Regions from separate parts of the Homo sapiens genome. Here region 1 is linked to region 2. Evidence: read pairs that join two places in POLR2A ChIA-PET (ENCODE). Cell type or tissue: Panc1. All regions are shown on one strand. Each heading gives the region's core, and the rest is flanking DNA. Links, peaks and the distances in the headings are about the cores only. Region 1 has its middle 880 kb from the start of ARAP2. Region 2 has its middle 910 kb from the start of LINC02484.

Region 1 (9,947 bases), core at 3,008-7,007, 180 kb after region 2:
ACTGAAATTTCTCAATTAAGGACCATTGTATTATTCTATGGAAACAGAAGCTAGAAGTTTGAATTTGTTTAATTTACTTTCTCCACACTTAAAGAAAGAGACCACATTTTTCATGTGTATTTGATACCCATAGTAGGGCAGTGGCTAAGAAAAGTTATTTTGAAAATAATTTAATTGTCAAATAAAATAGGAAATGTGTATATTGTCTACTTGGGCTTGCATGAGTTTTCAGGCAATGTAGCATTAAAGTATATGACTTGTGAGTGTTCACATTTTCCCATTTTTCTACTTACTAGTGTAAGTATAAAGAGATAATGACTATCATGTACAAAGACTGGAGAGAGGTATGCACCATTTTATTTAAAAATGTTTTATGGCATTTGATTTTATTTATGCTTCCCTTTGTAAAAAAAATAGTTGTATACCATTTATTAGATGAGTCTGTATTGTATTATTTTTAAGAGTATGCATTAGGGGCCAGATGGCTTGAGTTGGATTACGAATTAATATATGTAAAGTGCTTAGAACAGTATCTGGCAAACAAGTGCTGGACAAATGTTAGCTAATTTTATTATCCTTATTTTTATTATAAAACAACTACTGAATATAAAACCAGTAAACTGGAAATGAAGAAATAAGGCCAAAAGTAAAATAAGTGAAAAAATAAAATTCAATCTTGTGTACCTCCCAGGAAACTCAGGATCAAGAGGTTTAGAGAAATGTTAAAAAGTGACTTTGCTTTTCTCATTTTTCTGGCCTGAATTAATGCTCTCTTTTGATTATATAATTTAGATATGATATACTAACAGCACAAATTATTGAGTTATAGTCCTATCCTGGTGACTTTGTTCTAAGCCTAGATTTTATAATCTGTAAATTGAAAATAAATAATAGTACTTGCCTAGAAGGATTTTAGTAATAATTAAAAAAGGCAAGTTATACGATGTTCAATAAACTTTTCATTTTCTTCTTATTTTTCCTTATTATTTTTTTTATTGACATTATTATTTATGGCTGGGACATAAGTAGGAACAGACACTAAGCTAAGCAATTATTAATTATCATATTAGTAATGCAATGATCATAGATAATAAAATGTATACACTATCATTATAAATTAACTTGTCTATGTCAAACATGATTTCCTCTGTTTTCCTCATATCTTTGTCAAGTCAGAATTGTGATTAAATATCAAGACCTTGTGGTAAGTAAAATAATAGAAGTACGTTTGTGGTTAAGAGGCAACACAATGAAAAGAGTCATTGACTATGTTGCAGTGCAGTAAAGGTTTTGGCCTGTAATGAAATACAAGTTTTGAAGAATCAACATTATCCTTTTTATGACATGCAGCAGCTAGTAACATGCATAGTGGGAAACATTGCAGAATGTTTTCTTTTCTATTTTTAAAATTTATTTGAAATATCACAGAAATAGCCTGAAATATTGCAGACTGACCAAGCAGTGAATGTCATATGTGACCAAGCAGTGGATCTCATATATCAGATTGATACTTCTTACTCAATTTCACTAGGATAAGTACTAAATATATTTTATATTTGCATAATATTTTACAAGTTTTAATTGAATTAACAAACGTATTTAATATATTAAGTATGCATAGATAGCATTTTTTTGCCCAAGAGAAAATAAAAATATACAAAAACAAAGCAATATTTATGATTAGAAATTTGAAGAGAAACTGATGTGGACCCTAAATTACTTTGATTTACTAACTTCACTTCTGTGGTGATTTGTTCAAATTTCCCCGACTTTACTTTTTTTTTTATAAATGCTGATCCTACCCTGACATGCATTAGGAGACTTTATGAGTGGATATACCACTGTGTGCGATACATTTATTAATAGGAAGCTCTCATAAATGCCAGAGAGCATGGGAAGACTGTTATATCTCAGGACTTCAGTGGATTTTCTTATCAGGAAAAATGTTTACAACCCGAAGAGTGGAATTGTTAAAGTTTACCAGAGTCCTGTGATTCTGGGATACAGCAATGGTTGAGAAATTTCCCACTTTTCTGTTTTCTGAAATAGCTTACCACACAAACCTCCCATCCCCATAGGACTTACATTAGCCTCACAGATGCTTCCTTGTTTACCTATGACAAAGCCAGACACAGATTCCTTAAATTCTGGTTCTATGTCTCATAAACAATTAGCTCAATTGTTTTCTTCCCCACAGACACATTGGAGCAAAATGCTTGTTAAGATTCTTTTCTCCTCTAGACCCTGCAACCAGCAAACAATCCCTCCTTATAGGTCTCTCTCAAGAAAAGACTGACCTTAGGATACAGCATTTCCTGATCGGCTGTATAATGATTTCACCTTTGCTCATCCTATTCCCCGACACCAGGTTCTCTCAGGCCTTGGTTATTCCCTTTCACAAAAGAAAAGCCCTTCTTTACCCAACATTTAAGAGGCTTGCAGAGTCTCCCTGTTTCAACAGTCATCTGCTCTGTCTCCCTCCCACTATTGCAATAATCCGTTCCTTCCCTCTTGCGATAAAATCTCTCTTTACATAAATTGAATTGTTTTTCATTTGACGAGAGAAAAGTGAAAACTAAAAAGGGAAGTCACGTGGGAACACAAAGCAATTACTGAAGATATTAAGGTAAGATTTCATGATACATTTTCATGATTGCTTTGCTCATAGAAACATAAACTAAAAACAAGAAAACCTGAAGTCATTTCCCTGCTCTACCTCTTATGAGTTGGTATGACCTTGGTTAAATAATAAAACTTAAAAAAATTATTTTTCGTTCAATTATCTTCCTCTTTTCCTCTTTCTTTAGTGCCTCCTTCCCATTCTCTTGACCACCAAACTGACTTAAATATGTTACCTCTTTGAATAATGTTTTCCAGAAAGCAATGCTTAATGTAAAGAAATGATTCACTAACAGAGTTTCAGGCAGCAGGACTCAGGTAGTCTGGGAGGGATTTCTGCATGGAGATATCTCCACTGTCCTTAAGTCATACCAAGGAGAGGCCATCAAATCCTTCTATTTGTGTGGTTGGCTCTGTTAGAGCAGATACTATTGTTAGTACCCGTTAACAACTGGCAATGACAGCCAGCGTTTCTGGTGATTTCGCTGGGAAATAGATCTGGCTCTGAAGAAAAGAATCTTGTCTTGAAGGAAGTGGAAGCATTTTCCCCCAGGAAAGGAATAAAAACAATCAATGGTTCTTTATTTTATTTTCTATTTCAATAGCTTTTTGGGGAACAGGTAGTGTTTGATTACATGAATAAGCTCCTTAGTGGTGATTTCTGAGATTTTGGTGCATCCATCACCTGAGCAGTGTACACTGTACCCTATGTGGTATTGCACTGTGGTTTTGATTTGTATTTCTCTGACAGTGATGTTGAGCATTTTTTCATATGTTCGTTGGCCATTTGTGTATCTTCTTTTGAGAATTGTCTATCCATGTCCTTAGCCCATTTTTTGATGGAATTTTTTGTTTTGTTCTTGCTGATTTGTTTGAGTTCCTCATAGATTCTGGATATTAGTCCTTTCTGGATGTATAAATTTCAAAGATTTTCTCCCACTCTTTGAGTTGTTTGTTAACTTTGTGGTTTGTTTCTTTTGCTGTGCAGAAGCTTTTCAGTTTAACTAAGTCACATTTATTTGTCTTGGTTTTTGTTTCATTTGTTTTGGGTCCTTGGTCATGAAGTCTTTGCCTAAGCCAATATCTAGAAGGGTTTTTACAATGTGATCTTCTAGAATTTTTATGGTTTTGGGTCTTAGACTTAAGTCCTTCAGCCATCTTGAGTTAATTTTTTATAAGGTGAGAAATGAGAATCCAGTTTCATTCTCCTACACGTGGCTTGCCAGTTATCCTACCACCATTTGTTGAATCGGGTGCCTTTTCTCCACTTTATGTTTTGGTTTGATTTGTCAAAGATCAGCTTGCTCTAAGTATTTGGCTTTGTTTCTGGGTTCGCTATTCTGTTCTATTGGTCTATGTGCCTATTGTTATACCAGTAGCATGCTGTTTTGGTGACTATGGCAGTATTAGTATAGTTTGAAGTCAGGTAATGTGATGCCTCCAGATTTGTTTTTTGTTTGTTTGTTTTTGCTTAGTCTTGCTTTGGTTATGCGGGCTCTTTTTTTGGCTCCATATTAATTTTAAGATTGTTTTTCCTAGTTCTGTGAAGAATGATGGTGGTATTTTGATAGGAATTGCGCTGTATTTGTAGATTGCTTTTGTCAATATGGTCATTTTCACAATATTGATTCTACCCTTCCATAAGCATGGGATGTGTTTCCATTGGTTTGTGTCATCTATGATTTCTTTCAGAAGTGTTTTGTAGTTTTCCTTGCAGAGATCTTTCACCTCCTTGGTTAGGTACATTCGTAAGTATTTTAATTTTTTTGCAGCTATAGTAAAATGATTTGAGTTCTTGATTTGATTCTCAGCTTGGCTGCTGTTGGTGTATAGCAGAGCTACTGATGTGTGTACATTAATTATGTATCCTGAAACTTTGCTGAATTCATTTATCAGTTCTAAGAGTTTTTGGATGAGCCTTTAGGGTTCTCTAGGTATACGATCATATTATTAGTAAACAGTGACAGTTTGACTTCCTCTTTACTGATTTACATATGTCCTTTATTTCTTTCTCTTGTCTGAGTCTTCTGGGTAGAACTTCCAGTACTATGTTGAATAGAAATGTTGAGAGTGAGCATCCTTGTCTCCTTCCAGTTCTCAGGGGGAATGCTTTCTGTTTTTCCTCTTTCAGTATTATGTTGGCTGTGGGTTTATCATAGACGGCTTTTATTACACTAAGGTATGTCCTTTCTATGTTGATTTTGCTGAGGATTTTAATCATAAAGGGATGCTGGATTTTGTCAAATACTTTTTCTGCATCTATTGAAATGATTATTTGATTTTTATTTTTAATTTTGTTTATGTGGTGTACCACATTTATTGACTTGCAGATATTAAACCAACCCTGCATCTCTGGTATGAAACCTACTTGATCATGGTGGATTATCTTTTTGGTATACTGTAGGATGTTGTTAGCTAGTATTTTGTTAAGGATTTTTGCATCTATAATCATCGGGGTACTGATCTGTAGTTTTCTTTTCTTGTTATTTCCTTTCCTGGTTTTGGTATTAGGGTGATACTGGCTTCATGGAATTAGGAAGGATTCTCTTTCTCTATCTTGTGGAATGGTGTTAATAAGATTGGTACCAATTCTTCTTCAGATGGCTGATAGAATTCAGCTGTGAATCCATCTGGTCCTGGTCTTTTTTTTGTTGGCAATTTTTTTAATTACCATTTCAATCTTGCTGCTTGTTTTTGGTCCATTCAGAGTTTCTATTTCTTCCTGGTTTATTCTAGCAGAGTTGTATATTTCCAGGAATTTATACATCTCCTCTAGGTTTTCTAGTTTATGTGTGTAAAGCTGCTCATAGCAGCCTTAAGTGATCTTTTGTATTTCTGTTGTATTTGTTGTTACAGCTCCCATTTCATTTCTAATCGAGCTTATTTTGATCTTCTCTTTTATTCTTTTGGTGACTCTCTAATGGTCTATCAATTTTATTGAACTTTTCAAATAACAAGCTTTTTATTTCATTTATCTTTTTCTTTTTCTTTTTTTTTTTTTGGTTTATTTGTTTGTTCCAATTTCATTTAGTTCGCTCTGATTTTGTTTATATCTTTTCTTCTGCTGGGCTTGGGTTTGGTTTGTTCTTGTTTCTCTAGCTCCTTGAGGTGTGATCTTAGATTGTCTATTTGTGCTCTTTCAGGCTTTTTGATGTAGGCACTTAAGGCCATGAACTTTCCTCTTAGCACAGCCTGTGCCATATCCCAGAGGTTTTTATAGGTTGTGTCACTGATATCATTCTGTTCAAATAATTGTTTAATTCCTATCTTTATTTCATTGTTAACCCAATGATTATTCAGGAGCAGGTTATTTAATTTCCATGTATTTGCATGGTTTGGAGAGTTACTTTTGGAATTGATTTCCAATTTTATTCCACTGTGGTCTGAGAGAGTGCTTGATATAATTCAATTTTTAAAAATCTATTGAGACTTGTTTTGTGGCCTATTATATGGTCTATTTTGGAGAATGCTCCATATGCTGATGAATAGAATATATATTCTGCAGTTGTTGGGTAGAATGTTCTGTAAATATCTGTTCAGTCCATTTGTTCTAGGGTATAGTTTAAATCCTTTGTTTCTTTGTTGACTTTCTGTCTTGATTACCTGTCTAGTGCTGTCAGTGGAGTATTGAAGTCCCTCACTATTATTGTGTTGCTGTCTATCTCATTTTTTAGGTCTAATAGTAATTGTTTGATAAATTTGGGAACTCCTGTGTTAGATGCATATATATTTAGGATTGTGATATTTTCCTGTTGGACAAGTCCTTTTATCATTATATAATGTCTCTCTTTGTCTCTTTAATAGCTGTTGCTTTAAAGTTTGTCTGGTATAAAAATAGCTACTTCTGCTCACTTTTAGTGTCTGATTGCATGAAATATATTTTTCCACCCTTTTACCTTAAGTTTATGTGAGTCTTTATGTGTTAAATGAGTCTCTTGTAGACAGCAGATATTTGGTTGGTGAATTCTTATCCATGCTGCCATTCTGTATCTTTTAAGTGGATTGTTTAAGCCATTTACATTCAACATTAGTATTGAGATGTGAGATACTATTTTATTCATCATGCTATTAATATTTGTTGCCTGAATACCCTTTTAAAAATTATTTATTGTGTTTTTGTTTTATAGGTCCTGTGAGACTTATGCTTTAAAGAGGTTCTATTTTGGTGTATTTCAAATATTTGTTTCAAGATTTAGAGCTCCTTTTAGCAGTTCTTTTAGTGTTGGCTTGGACTGGTGAATTCTCTCAGCATTTATTTGTCTTAAAAAGAGTGTATCTTTCCAGTATTTATGAATTCTTGTTCAGCTGGATAAAAAATTCTTTGCCAATAATTGTTTTGTTTAAGAAGTCTGAAGATAGGGCCCCACTCCCTTCTAGCTTGTAGGATTTCGGTTGAGAAATCTGCTTTTAATCTGCTAAGTTTTCCTTTACAGGTTACCTGGTGCTTTTGCCTCACAACTTTCAAGATTATTTTCTTCATCTTGACTTAAGATAACCTGATAAGTGCCTAGGTGATTATCTTTTTAAAATAAATTTCCCAGGTATTCTTTAAGCTTCTTATATTTGGATGTATAGATCACTAGCAAGTCTGGGAAAGTTTTCTTCGATGATACTCTCAAATATGTTTCCCAAACTTTTAGATTTCCCTTTTTCCTCAAGAACACCAATTATTTTTAGGTTTGGGCATTTAAAATAATTCCAAACTTCTTGAAGGCTCTGTTCACTTTTTAAATTCTTTTTTCATTGCCTTTATGGATTGGGTTGGTTCAAAAACCTTGTCTTCAAGCTCTGAAGTTCTTTCTTCTGCTTGTTTGATGTCATTGATGAGTTTTTCCAGTATTTTTTTTTTTGCATTTCTCTAAGTGTGTCCTTGATTTCCAGAAGTTGTGATTGTTTATTTATGCTATCTATTTCACTGAAGATTTTTCCCTTCATATCTTGTATTTTTTTTTTTTTTATTTCATTAAGTTGGACCTTACCTTTTTGTGGTGCCTCTTTGATTAGCTTAAAAATCAATGTTCTGAATTTTTTTTCTGGCAATTTAGGGATTTCTTCTTGGTTTAGATCCATTGATAATGAGCTAGTGTGGTCTTTTTGGGGTGTTAAAGAACCTTGTTTTGTCATATTACCAGAATTGTTTTTCTGGCTCCTTCTCATTTGGATAGACTATGTTAGAGGAAAGATCTTGGACTCAAGGGCTGCTGTTGAGATTCTTTTGTCCCACGAGGTGCTCCCTTGATGCAGTGCTCTCCCACTTCCCCTAGGGATGTGGCATCCTAGGATCCAAAGTGAAGTGATTGTTATTTATCTTCTGGACCTAGCCATCTAGAACCAGGCTTCGAGTAGGTACTGGAGGGTGTCTGCATGGAGTCCTGTGTTGTGAACCATGGTCAGATCTCTCAGCCATGGATACCAGCACCTGCTCTGGTGGAGGTGGCAGGGGAGTGAAATGGACTCTGTGAGATTCTTTACTTGTAGTGTTGTTTATTGCACTAGTTTTGTTTTGGCTGGCCTCTTGCTAGGAGGTGGGGCTTTCAGGAGTGCATCACCCCTGGTAGTATAGAGAAGATCAGTTGGTGGGCGGGGCCTTAGAACTCCTAAGAGATTATATCCTTTGTCTTCCACTACCAGATCCAGTAGAGAAAGACCATCAGGTGGGGACAGGGCTAGATATGTCTTAGCTCAGACTCTGCTGGGGCAGGGCTTGCTGTGGCTGCTGTGGGGATTGAGGATGTGGTTCTCAGGCCAATGGAGTTATGTTCTGAGGAGGATTTATTATCCTCCTGGGAACATGGGTACCTCTGCTGTGTCATGCAGGTTGCTAGGGAAGCAGGGGAAAGCCGGCAGTTACAGGCCTCACCCAGCTCCCACACAGCCCAAAAGGCCAGTGTCACTCCCACCATGCCCCCAACAACAGCATTAAGTTTATTTCCAGGCAATGGATGAGCAGGGCTCAGAAGTTGCCCCAGGCTACCAGCCTCCTGGCTGTGAAAGCAAGCAGGGCTTTCAGGTTTTGCACCTCCCCCACCTGCCATGGCTTCTGTGCTGTGCCTGCACTCCCATTTCACCCCTTCCCCCAGGTTCTGTCCAGAAAACTTCATGTTAGTTCAAAATTGTTAAAAAGTTCAGCTGGAAAGTTCTCCCTGTGGTCTCTTCCCAGTTCCTCTGGCAGCCCTCCCCAAGGACCTCTGCAAGACAAAGTCAGAAATGGCTTCCCTGCTACTTCTCCTAATACTGTGCTCTAAATTTCTCTCAGCTCCAGATAAGATCAAATCCTTCTCCCATGATCTGGACCTTCAGGTTCCCCAATGAGGATGTTTGTTCGGGGGCAGATGATCCCTCTTTCACACTTTCACACTTTGGGCACTCACAGTTTTTTAGCTGTCTTCTGGGGCTTACAGGCAATCTGCTTCCTTCAGAGGGTCTGTGGGTTCTTCTGGCTTTCATGGTATATTTCTTCAGTAGTTGTTGGAGCAAAAGTTCACAATATGAGTCTTCACATGCTGCTCTGTCTGTCTGAGTGGGAGCTGCCACTTAGTCCTGCTTTCTATCCGCCATTTTCCTTCTCTCTCAGTCATAAAACTTTTGAGACTTGAATTTCTTTCCTTTTGAAGCAGGAATCACAAGTCCTCCCTCCAGGGATATTGAAAGGATTGAATGACTAATGCATATGAAAGGGATTAGAAACTTGCAAAGTCTCCTCATATTGCATTTACTTTGTCTATAAAGGGCTCTCCTCCACAGGCTGCTGATCACTCTAAACAGCTCCTATCTTATAAGAAAGGTTTAAAATATTTGGAAGATTATCAACTGTGATTATTTCTGCAGAAAAGAATAAAAGGTTAATAGAAAAATATAAAACTTAGCCAGCAATAACTCTACATAAGCACTGCTGATTTTTTAACTTGACTCTAAGCGTTTTCTTAAAAGACCTTCAAGCAACCCAGGAATAATTACCTAAACGATAATGAATACTATACTAGACAAAACAATATAAGGAAAATGATATATTTCAAGGGTTAAATAAAATTCACTTTAAGATCATGACATTTTATATGATTATAAAATACCACATGATGTTATTTTGGAAATAAATAAATAAGTGTTTATTTGGAAATAAAGAATTTAGGAAAAGTCTTTTAATGAGAGAGAAGCTTGCTGTAATCTGAACCTGAAATTAAAGTGTCTTTAATTGAAGTTGAGGAAAAATTATACTATCTTGAGGCTATAGAATGGATCTTGCCATAAGAAAGTATTTTTAAATTACGAATCTTTAAGACTGAAAACATTTTGATGTTTTTTTCTGTAACACAGAGAAGTAGCAGTTT
Region 2 (9,947 bases), core at 3,286-7,285:
TCAGCTGAGAAAGCAGTAGCTTTACTAATTCTTACAGCGTTTCATCAAAAGAAAAATCTGCTTTAATTGTATTTCACTTGGCACCAGAATCCAAGCAAATGTACTAATGTCTGGCCAGTTTTTCAGTCAAATAACTATCGACATGATTTATTAAAATAATTAAATCAGGAAAGAATATGAACAAAAATATAAACAAAATTGCTTTAGCATTAATTTCCATAATTGAGAGAAAGTATGCTTCCTAAATCTGGTTGAAGGCAAGAACTGCTCCTTAGGTCTATTATATTACAGTCCTTGGGCTAACTACTTTATATTCTTCCACTTTAAATTTCCCAACTCTCCCTTAAGGGGAAAACTGAAAATTGTAATGAGAGTTTAAGTAGAGTAGAAACAAAATCATATGATTAGTATACAAAACACATGTTAATGAATTCTTACATTATCAACTAGTAATTATGTAATATATTGTGTATTCTAGGAATCTCATATTCAAATAATGCTAATTAAATGACAAGTTAAATGTGACCTCCTCTAATAAATCAGTTATTTAATGATTTACATTACCTAGAGGCAGAAATACCATTTAACCCAGCAATGCCATTACTAGGTATATACCTAAAGAAATGTAAGTTATTCTGTTACAAAGACACATGCATGCATATGTTCATTACAGCACTATTCACAATAGAAAAGACATGGAATCAACCCAAATGCCTATCAATGACAGACTGGATGAAGAATATGTGGTATATATACACGATGGAGGATTACGCTCAATAGAAAGGAATGAGATCATGTCCTTTTCAGGGACATGGGTGCAGTTGGAAGCCATTATCCTCAGCAAACTAATGTAGGAAGAGAAAACCTAACCCTGCATGGTCTCATTTATAAGTGGGAGCTGAACAATGAGAACACATGCGAGGAGCAGCACACACTGGGCACCTGTGGGAGGTTAGGGGAAGGAAGAACATCAGGAAGAATAGCTAATGAATACTGGGCTTAATACCTGGATGATGGGATGATCTGTGTGGTTAAACACCATGGTACACATCTACCTATCTAACAAACCAGCACATCTTGCACCTGTACCTGAACTTATAATAAAAGTTAAAAAAAATAAAAAAACAGAAGGACGACGGGCACTGCATATTGATTTAGTTTCATTTTAGGAATAAGACTAAAGCAACCTTTGAACCTCTGGTGACTGAACAATATGTAAATGATATAAACTGGAGAAGATCACAACTGATGAAGCAATTTTGAAAGAGAAAGGGGAGAGATAAAAAGGAATGTAAAAACATGAACTCTTACTTTTTGTGTTAGATATTAATATATAACATTTAAATTCAAAACAATTTTAAAAATTGTAAATACACATATGTATTTAAATACAAGCATATATTTAAATATATTGATAATTTAATTTGTGGTAAATCATTAAAATTAGGAAACAATTAACTATTGAAAATAATATAATTAGTAATTGGTTTATTTAAATTATTAACTTATATGCTTATATGCCTACAGGTATATAATGTTTAAGGCAAATATTACAAATTAATGCAACAAAATATGGCTGAGAAATGAAGAGAAAGAAATTATAAGAAGTAATAGTTATAGTAAACATTAATGAGAGCATAGTCCAGTAGTATTTAAGGCCTACACATCAAGATAGTCTCAAAGGAACTTTCTCAAATGAATATACATGTTTATTGTTTTGTTTTATTTGTTGTTTAATTTTAATTGATGAGTAAAAATTATATATATTTGTGTTGAATGATATGATGTTTTGATATATGTATGCATTATAGAACAGTTAAATGAAGATATCTGGCATACGTGTTACCTCACTTCCTTATCATTTTTTTGTATTAAGAAGATTTAAAATTTACTCTAGTAGTCATTTTCAAGTATATAATATACTGTCATTAACTGTAATCACCAATTATTGTAGAGAAATATTGATGTGCATATTAATGTATCTCTTATTTTCCTAACTAAAATTTTGTGTCCTTGAACAACTGTTCAATTCCTCCATCCCCCAGGCTCTAGAGACTACCAATATACTCCCTGTTTCTATGTTCTCAAGATTTTCAGACTCCACATATAAGTAAGGTCATGTGGTATTTGTCTTTCTGTGCCCAGCTTACTTTACTCTTCAGGTTCATTCGTGTTGTTACAAATGAAAGAATTTCTTCTTTTTTAAGGTTAAGCAGTATTGAATTGTGTGAATATACCAGATATTCTTTATCCATTCATTTGTTAATGGATATTTAGGTTGTTTCCTTATCTTGGCTATGGTGAATAATGCTGCAGTGAACATAAAAAGGCAGATTTCTCTTTGACATACAGATTTTATTACCTTTGAATATACACCTAGTACTGGGAATGTTGGGTCATATGGATAATTCTATTTTTAATTATTTTAGGAATCTCAATATTACTTGCCATAATGACTTTCCTACTTGCATATGGTGTAAAATAAAGTTATTTTTGCATACAGTATGAAATAAAGTTCAAATTTCATTCTTCAGCATATGGATATCCAGTTTGTCCAGCATCATTTATTGTTGATTTTGTGTCTTACAACTTTACTGAATTCATTTATTAGTTCTAACAGTTTTTTGGTGGACTCTTGGGTTTTCTATATATAAGATCATATTGTCTGCAAACAGGAAAAATTTAACTTCTTCCTTTCTAACATACTTGTTTCAATAATTGGAATAAATGATAATAAATTTATACAGTTACAAGTCATACATAAGTGAAAGAACAGTAAGACAATTCTAATGACAACAAAGTTATAGTGGGATGAAATATATTCAGGCACCCCAAAATAGAAAAAAAATGATGTGAACTAACTCTTTAATTTAATTTTAAAAAGGTAAAGACACATGTGAACTAATTCTTTAATTTAATTTTAAAAAGGTAAAGTTAAATAGATAAACAATTCAATCAATTGAAATGAGAGCATCTACAAATACACAAAGAAGAAAAGAGAATGAAGATCATCATTGATAAAAGAATAAGAGACTAATTTCTTCAGTAAAATTCAGGTCATTTTGATAACCTAGACAATCAATTATTTTCTCTGAAACTGACTCCCTAAAATATGTAAAACCCTAAAGAAGCCAATTTCACATGTATTCAAATGTGTAAATTATTCCCCATGCCCCATTACAAAGCATCATGTCCATGGAAAGTCATAAACACAGAGCAAATTCTAATGCTATTAAAGAGAGTCCGGAATACAGAAAAGTGGGAAAAAATTCAAAATGCTTTCATGGGGTTGTTATACAAACCTGACCTGACTTAGATAATATGAAAAATAACGCTCTGGTCAAATTTCATGTGTAACAATTGTTTAAAAATCTCAGTAAATAATTAACAATCTGAATGCAACAGTTCATTTAAAGGAATATCCACTTGGATTCATACCAGGAGCAAAACAACTATGAATTATAATAGGAGAAAATACGTAATTGTAGTTGTAGATATTGGAAATTTTATATTTTTTAAAGATAAAAAATAAGAGAGAAAATTACTATTATAAGCAGGAAAATAAGGAGATCAAATAACTTACTTGGGTGTAATATCAAAATGGGATATGAATGACATGCAAGAAATATACAAATTATATTTAAAATGCTGCTAACGGACATATTTTTATTTGAATCAATGTCAAGATTTCCTCTATTTCCAAATATACATTGCTATCAAAAAGATGTCAACTTTCCATAAATAATTTCTATCATACTTAAACAAAATAATAGCGGGATTAGTTTATTCAGTGTTTGTTTTCTTTAAGAACTAGACATTGATTATACAGTTGCTATTAAAAAAAGTGTGGATTCCTGCTTCAAGATGCTGATTAGGTGAAGCCAGGAAGAATGTCTCCCACTGGGGGACCAGGACATCAGAAAGACTGGTGCACTTCTAGCAGAACTTCAGAAGGAAGGCATTGACAGTGAATGGAGGGAAGACACAGATGCTAGGCTGAACTGGCAGAAAGCTGGGGACCATGCACTGGGCTACAGGGCACCAGAACTTATTCTTGGCCCCTAACGACTCCTGTGGAAGGGGTGAGTTGAACTGGCAAGGAGCAATCCACTCACGCTGTGGGCCTCTGGTTTCCCAGTAGAAGGAGACCCCTTGAGCATCACGGACACTTGAGTTGCCAGGGAGATCCGCTTAAGGAAGTGGTGGGGCAGAACTTGAGCCAGTGTGGCACCCAGAGGGTTTGGTTCAGGAGTGTCTGTAGTGGAGCTGCAGAAGTGTCTGTAGTGGAGCATAGCCAGAGATGCCCATCCCCTTTGGCTTGACTTGCTCCTATAGCAGACTTTAGTCCTAGGGGAATTGTTGGACATGAACTCTGCAGGGAGGTCTTGCGCATGAGATGGAGCCGGTCTGACTTGAGTACCCCTGGGTCTGCTGGCCTCTCCGGTGTCCCAAGCTTGGCCATTTTTGCTTTAAGTGGAACACCCAAGTGCCTCCCAGGGGCTTGCATCATAGCTGTTGTGCTGGCAGACTGCACCTGTCCAGCAGTGTGCTCCAACAGAACAATCCCCATGGACACACACCAGCCCTCCTGTGTACTCCTCCCACTGCAGCCTACCCTATGTGGCTTTTCCTGCATGTGCTCTCCCATGGCCTCACCTCACATCGCTCTGCCTAGTATGTACGTGCAGGCAGACATTGCCCTTTTTTCCTTTCCAGAATGTGTGTGTCCCTGGACCCTGCCATACCACTGCTGTTGGCATAGCTGCACACCAACCTCACCCCATCGCCTCAGCTACACTGCCATTGTCATCAGAGTATTACTGGCACAAAGCTGCCAGCCCCATCTCCCCAGCACCCCAAGTCTGTACTTACACTGCCACTTGTGCAAAACTATTCACAGAAAACAGCAGACCCACCTCCACCCTGAGCATTGCTGCTGTCCACATGTACACACACAGAGGGGGCACAAAATCCTGCACCCACCAGTGCTCCACCCCTAGCTAACATCACAACCAGTGCAAACATGCTACAGTTGCTAGCAGGGGGCCCCCACCTTCCCAATCCCTGTTGCCATTGCCATTGCTGTGAACATCTTCACAGAGGCCAGCACCCTGGCACCCAATAGCACACTGCCACAGCCAATGAGCATGCACCCCACCACACTGCTACTGCTGCTGCTGCTGGCATATGCAAATGAGAATGGATCCTGCTGCTACTGCCCTAAAAAGGGCTTTGGCTGGCAACACTCATCAGAGAGTTGTGACTAGCAATCCAGGAGCACCTCAGTGCCTCCAGTGCAGTAGGTTCCTAAACTGGAAGAGCCAAAAATCAAAGCTGGGGCCTAATACCAGTCTCAGAGGTAGAGCATACAGTCCCAAAGCACTGAGCTGAGCCTTGGCCCCTAAAATCTTCCAGATACAAATCCAGTCAACTAAACCCTCCTTCTCCCACAATCAAAACCCCCAAGTTCATCAAATAAAGAAAAGAAAAAAAAATCCGACGGGCACCAACCTCAAAAACTGAATGCACATCACCCCACAAAGATTAGAAAGAACGAGTGCAAGATCTCTGACAACTCAAAAAGCCAAAATGTTTTCTTTCCTCCAAACGACTGCACTTGTTCCCCAGCAAGCCTTCTTAACTGAAATGAAATGGCTGAAATGACAGAAATAGAATTCTGAATATGGATTGAAACAAAGATCATTGAGATTCAAGAGAATGTTTAAACCCAATCTTAGGAAGCTGAGAATCACAATAAAATGATACAGGAGCTGCAGACAAAATAGTCAGTGTAGAAAAGAATGTGTCCATACTGCCCAAAGTAATTTATAGATTCAATGCTATTCCCATCAAGCTATCCATTGACTTTTGTTACAGAACTAGAAAAAAACTACTTTAAATTTCATATGGAACAAAAGAAAAAAAAAAAGAGCCCATATAGCCAAAACAATCCTAAGCGAAAATAACAAAGCTGGAGGCATCACACTACTTGACTTCAAACCATGCTACAAAGGTACAGTAACCAAAACAGCATGGTACTGGTAACCAAAACAGATGTATAGACCAATGGAACAGAACAGAGGCCTCAGAAATAACACCACACATCTACAACCATTTGACCTTTGACAAACCTGACGTTAACAAGCAATGGGGAAAAGATTCCCTATTTAATAAATGGTGCTGTGAAAACTGGCTAGCCATATGGAGAAAACTGAAAGTGGACCCATTCCTTACACCTTACACAAAAATTGACTCAAGCTGGATGGAAGACTTAAATGCAAAGCCTAAAACCATAAAAACCCTAGAAGAAAACCTAGGCAATACCATTCAGGACATAGGCATGGGCAAAGACTTCATGACTAAAACACCAAAAGCAATTGCAACAAAAGCCAAAATTGACAAATGGGATGTAATTAAACTAAAGAGCTTCTGCACAGCAAAATAAACCATCATCAGAGTAAACGGGCAACGTACAGAATGGGAGAAAATTTTTGCAATTTATCCATCTGACAAAGGTCTAATACCCAGAATCTACAAGGGACTTAAACAAATGTACAAGAAATAAACAAACAACTCCATCAAAAAGTGGACAAAAGATATGAACACACATTTATCAAAAGAAGACATTTGTGTGGCTAACAAATATATGAAAAAAATCTCATCATCACTGGTCATTAGGGAAATGCAAATCAAAACCACAATGAGATACCATCTCATGCCAGTTAGAATGGTGATCATTAAAAAGTCTGGAAATAACAGATGCTGGTGAGGATGGGGAGAAATAGGAACACTTTTATATTGTTGGTGGGAGTGTAAATTCGTTCAACCATTGTGGAAGACAGTGTGGCAATTCCTCTAGGATCTAGAACCAGAAATACCATTTGATCCAGCAACCCCATTACTAGGTATATACTCAAAAGAATATAAATCATTCTATTATAAAGATACATGCACACATATGTTTATTGCAGCACTATTTATAATAGCAAAGAATTGGAACCAACCCAAATGCCCATCAATGATAGACTGGATAAAGAAAATGTGGAACCTATACACCTTGGAATATGCATACACCTTGGAATATGCATTCATAAAGAAGAATGAGTCAATGTCCTTTGCAGGAACATGGATGAAGCTAGAAATTATCATTCTCAGCAAGCTAATACAGGAACAGAAAACCAAACATCGCATGTTCTCACTCATAAGTGGGAGTTGAACAATGAGAACACATGGACACAGGGAGGGGAATATCACACACCTGGGCCTGTTGAGGGGTGGAGGGAAAGGGGAGGGAGAGCATTAGAACAAATACCTAATGCATACGGGAATTAAATCCTAGATGATGGGTTCATAGGTGCAGCAAACCACTGTGGCACATGTATACCTATGTAACAAACCTGCACATTCAGCACATGTATCCTAGAACTTAAAGTGGAAAAAAATGTAACTGACCAGATAGAGCTGAAAAACACAATACAAGAAATATATAATGCAATTGCAAGTGTTAACAGCTGAACAGACAAAGCTGAAGAAAGACTCAAGAGCCTCAAGGCTGGTTTTCTGAAATAAGACAGACAGAATAGAGAAAAACAACAATGGAAAGGAATGAACAAAGCCTCTAAGAAATATGGGATTATGTAAAGATAATGAATCTATTACTTATTGGCATCCCTGGAAAAAATGGGCAGAATGGAAGAAATTTGGAAAACAGATTTCACAATGTCATCAGGAATAACTTCCCCAACCTAGCTACAGAGGACAACACTTAAATTCAGGAAACACAGAGAACTCCTCCAAAATAATTCACAAAAAGATCATCTCCAAGACACAAAATCTTCAGATTCTCTAAGGTCAAAATGAAAGAAAACATGGTAAAGGCAGCTAGAGAGAAAGAACAGGTTACCTAAAAGTGAAGCTCATCAGAATAGTAGCTGACCTGAGCAGAAACCCTATGAGACAGGAGAGATTGAGTGACTATATTCAACATTCTTAAATAAAGGAAATTCCAACCAAGAATTTCATATCCGACTAAACTAAGTTTCATAAGTGAAGGAGAAATAAGATCCTTTTCACACATGCAAATGCTGGGGGAATTTTTTCTTTTCAGACCTTCATTACAAGAATTCTTAAAAGAATCTCTAAATATAGAAAGGAAAATTCATAACCAGCCACTACAAAAGCACACTAAACTACACAGATCAGTGACATGATAAAGAAGCCACACAAGCAAGTTGGCATAATAAGCAGCTAACAACATAATGATAATATCAAATCCACACATATCAATGTAATCTTGATGCAAACGGGCTAAATGTGCAAGACCCAGTGGAATGTTGTCTTCAAGATACCCATCTCATATGCAATATCACCCATAGGCTCAACATAAAGGGATGAAGAAAAATCTACCAAACAAATGGAAAACAGAAAATAACAAGGGTTGTGATCCTAATTTTAGAAAAAACAGAATGTAAACCAACAAAGATTAAAAAAGACAATGAAGGGCATTACATAATGGTAAAGGGTTCAATTTAACAGGAAGACCTAATTATCTTAAATACATATTCACCGAACAGGAGCACCCAGATTCATAAAGCAAATTCTTAGAGACCTTCAAAAAGATTTTGATTTCCACACTATAACACTGAGAAACTTCAACACCTCACTGACATTATTAGACAGATCATTAGGGCAGAAAATTTGTAAAGATATTCAAGATCTTAACTCAATACTAGACCACATGGACCTGATAGACCTCTACAGAAATCTCCACTCAAAAACAACAAAATATACATTCTTCTCTTTGCCACATGGCACATATGCTAAAATTGACCACATAATCAGACATAAAACAATCCTCAGCAAATATAAAGAACTGAAACCTACCAACCACTTTCTTGGACCACAGTGCAATAAAAATAACATTCAAGATTTAGAAAATCACTCAAAACTATGTAATTACATGGTGCATATGCTAAAATTGATCACATAATCAGACATAAAACAATCCTCAGCAAATACAAAGAACTGAAATTACACCAACCACTTTCTTGGACCACAGTGCAATAAAAATAAAATTCAAGATTTAGAAAATCACTCAAAACTATACAATTATATGGTAATTAAACAACATCATTTGGGTAAATGACAAAACCAACCTAAGTAATTCCATTCTGGACATAGGAATTGACAAAGATTTCATGGTAAAGACAACAAAAGCAATTGGAACAAAAGCAAAAATGGACAAATAGAATCTAATTAAACTAAAGAGCTTCTGCACAGCAAAAGAAATTTCAACAGCATAAACAGGCAACCTACAGAATGGAAGAAAATGTTTTTAAACTATGCATCTGAGAAAGGTCTAATATCTAGAATCTATAAGGAACTTAAATTTACAAAATAAAGACAAATCACCCCATTAAGAAGTGGGCAAAGGACATTTACAGACACTTTTCAAAGAAGACACACATATGACCCCAAAGCATGTGAAAAAAAGCTCAATATCACTGATTATTAGAGAAATGCAAGTCAAAACCACAATATGATGCAATCTCATACCAGTCAGAATGGCTATTACTAAAAAATCAAAAGATAACAGGTGCTGGCAAGGTTGTGGAGAAAGGAACACTTATACACTGTCAGTGGTAGTGTAAATTAGCTCAAGCATTGTGGAAAACAGTGTGGCAATTCCTTAAAGAGCTAAAACCAGAACTACCATTCAACCCAGCAATCCCATTACTGGGTATGCACCCAAAGAAATATAAATCCTTCTGTCATAAAGATATATGCATGCATATGTTCATTGCAGCACTATTCTCAATAGCAAAGATATGGAATCAACCTAAATGCACATCAGTGGTAGACTGGATAAATAAACTGTAGTACATATACAAGATGGAATACTATGTAGCCATAAAAAAGAATAAGATCATGTCCTTTGCAGGAACAAA

The links. ChIA-PET counts read pairs that join two places held together with the same protein. Peaks named below come from ENCODE experiments on the same cell type or tissue, not always from the same donor. Only the 100,000 strongest peaks of a DNase experiment are listed, where the experiment ranks them.
Region 1: POLR2A ChIA-PET joins it to region 2 with 5 read pairs; 2 of 35 experiments call an interaction of 5 or more read pairs at or near these places.

Annotation. Positions count from the first base shown.
Region 1 is chr4:35,356,094-35,366,040 of GRCh38, forward strand. No RefSeq gene overlaps it. Among named protein-coding and RNA genes, the nearest start is that of ARAP2, 880 kb to the right of the region's middle. In Panc1, for the core only: no CTCF peak of the experiment used is centred there; no DNase peak of the experiment used is centred there; H3K27ac peaks cover 632 bases.
Region 2 is chr4:35,177,551-35,187,497 of GRCh38, forward strand. No RefSeq gene overlaps it. Among named protein-coding and RNA genes, the nearest start is that of LINC02484, 910 kb to the left of the region's middle. In Panc1, for the core only: no CTCF peak of the experiment used is centred there; no DNase peak of the experiment used is centred there.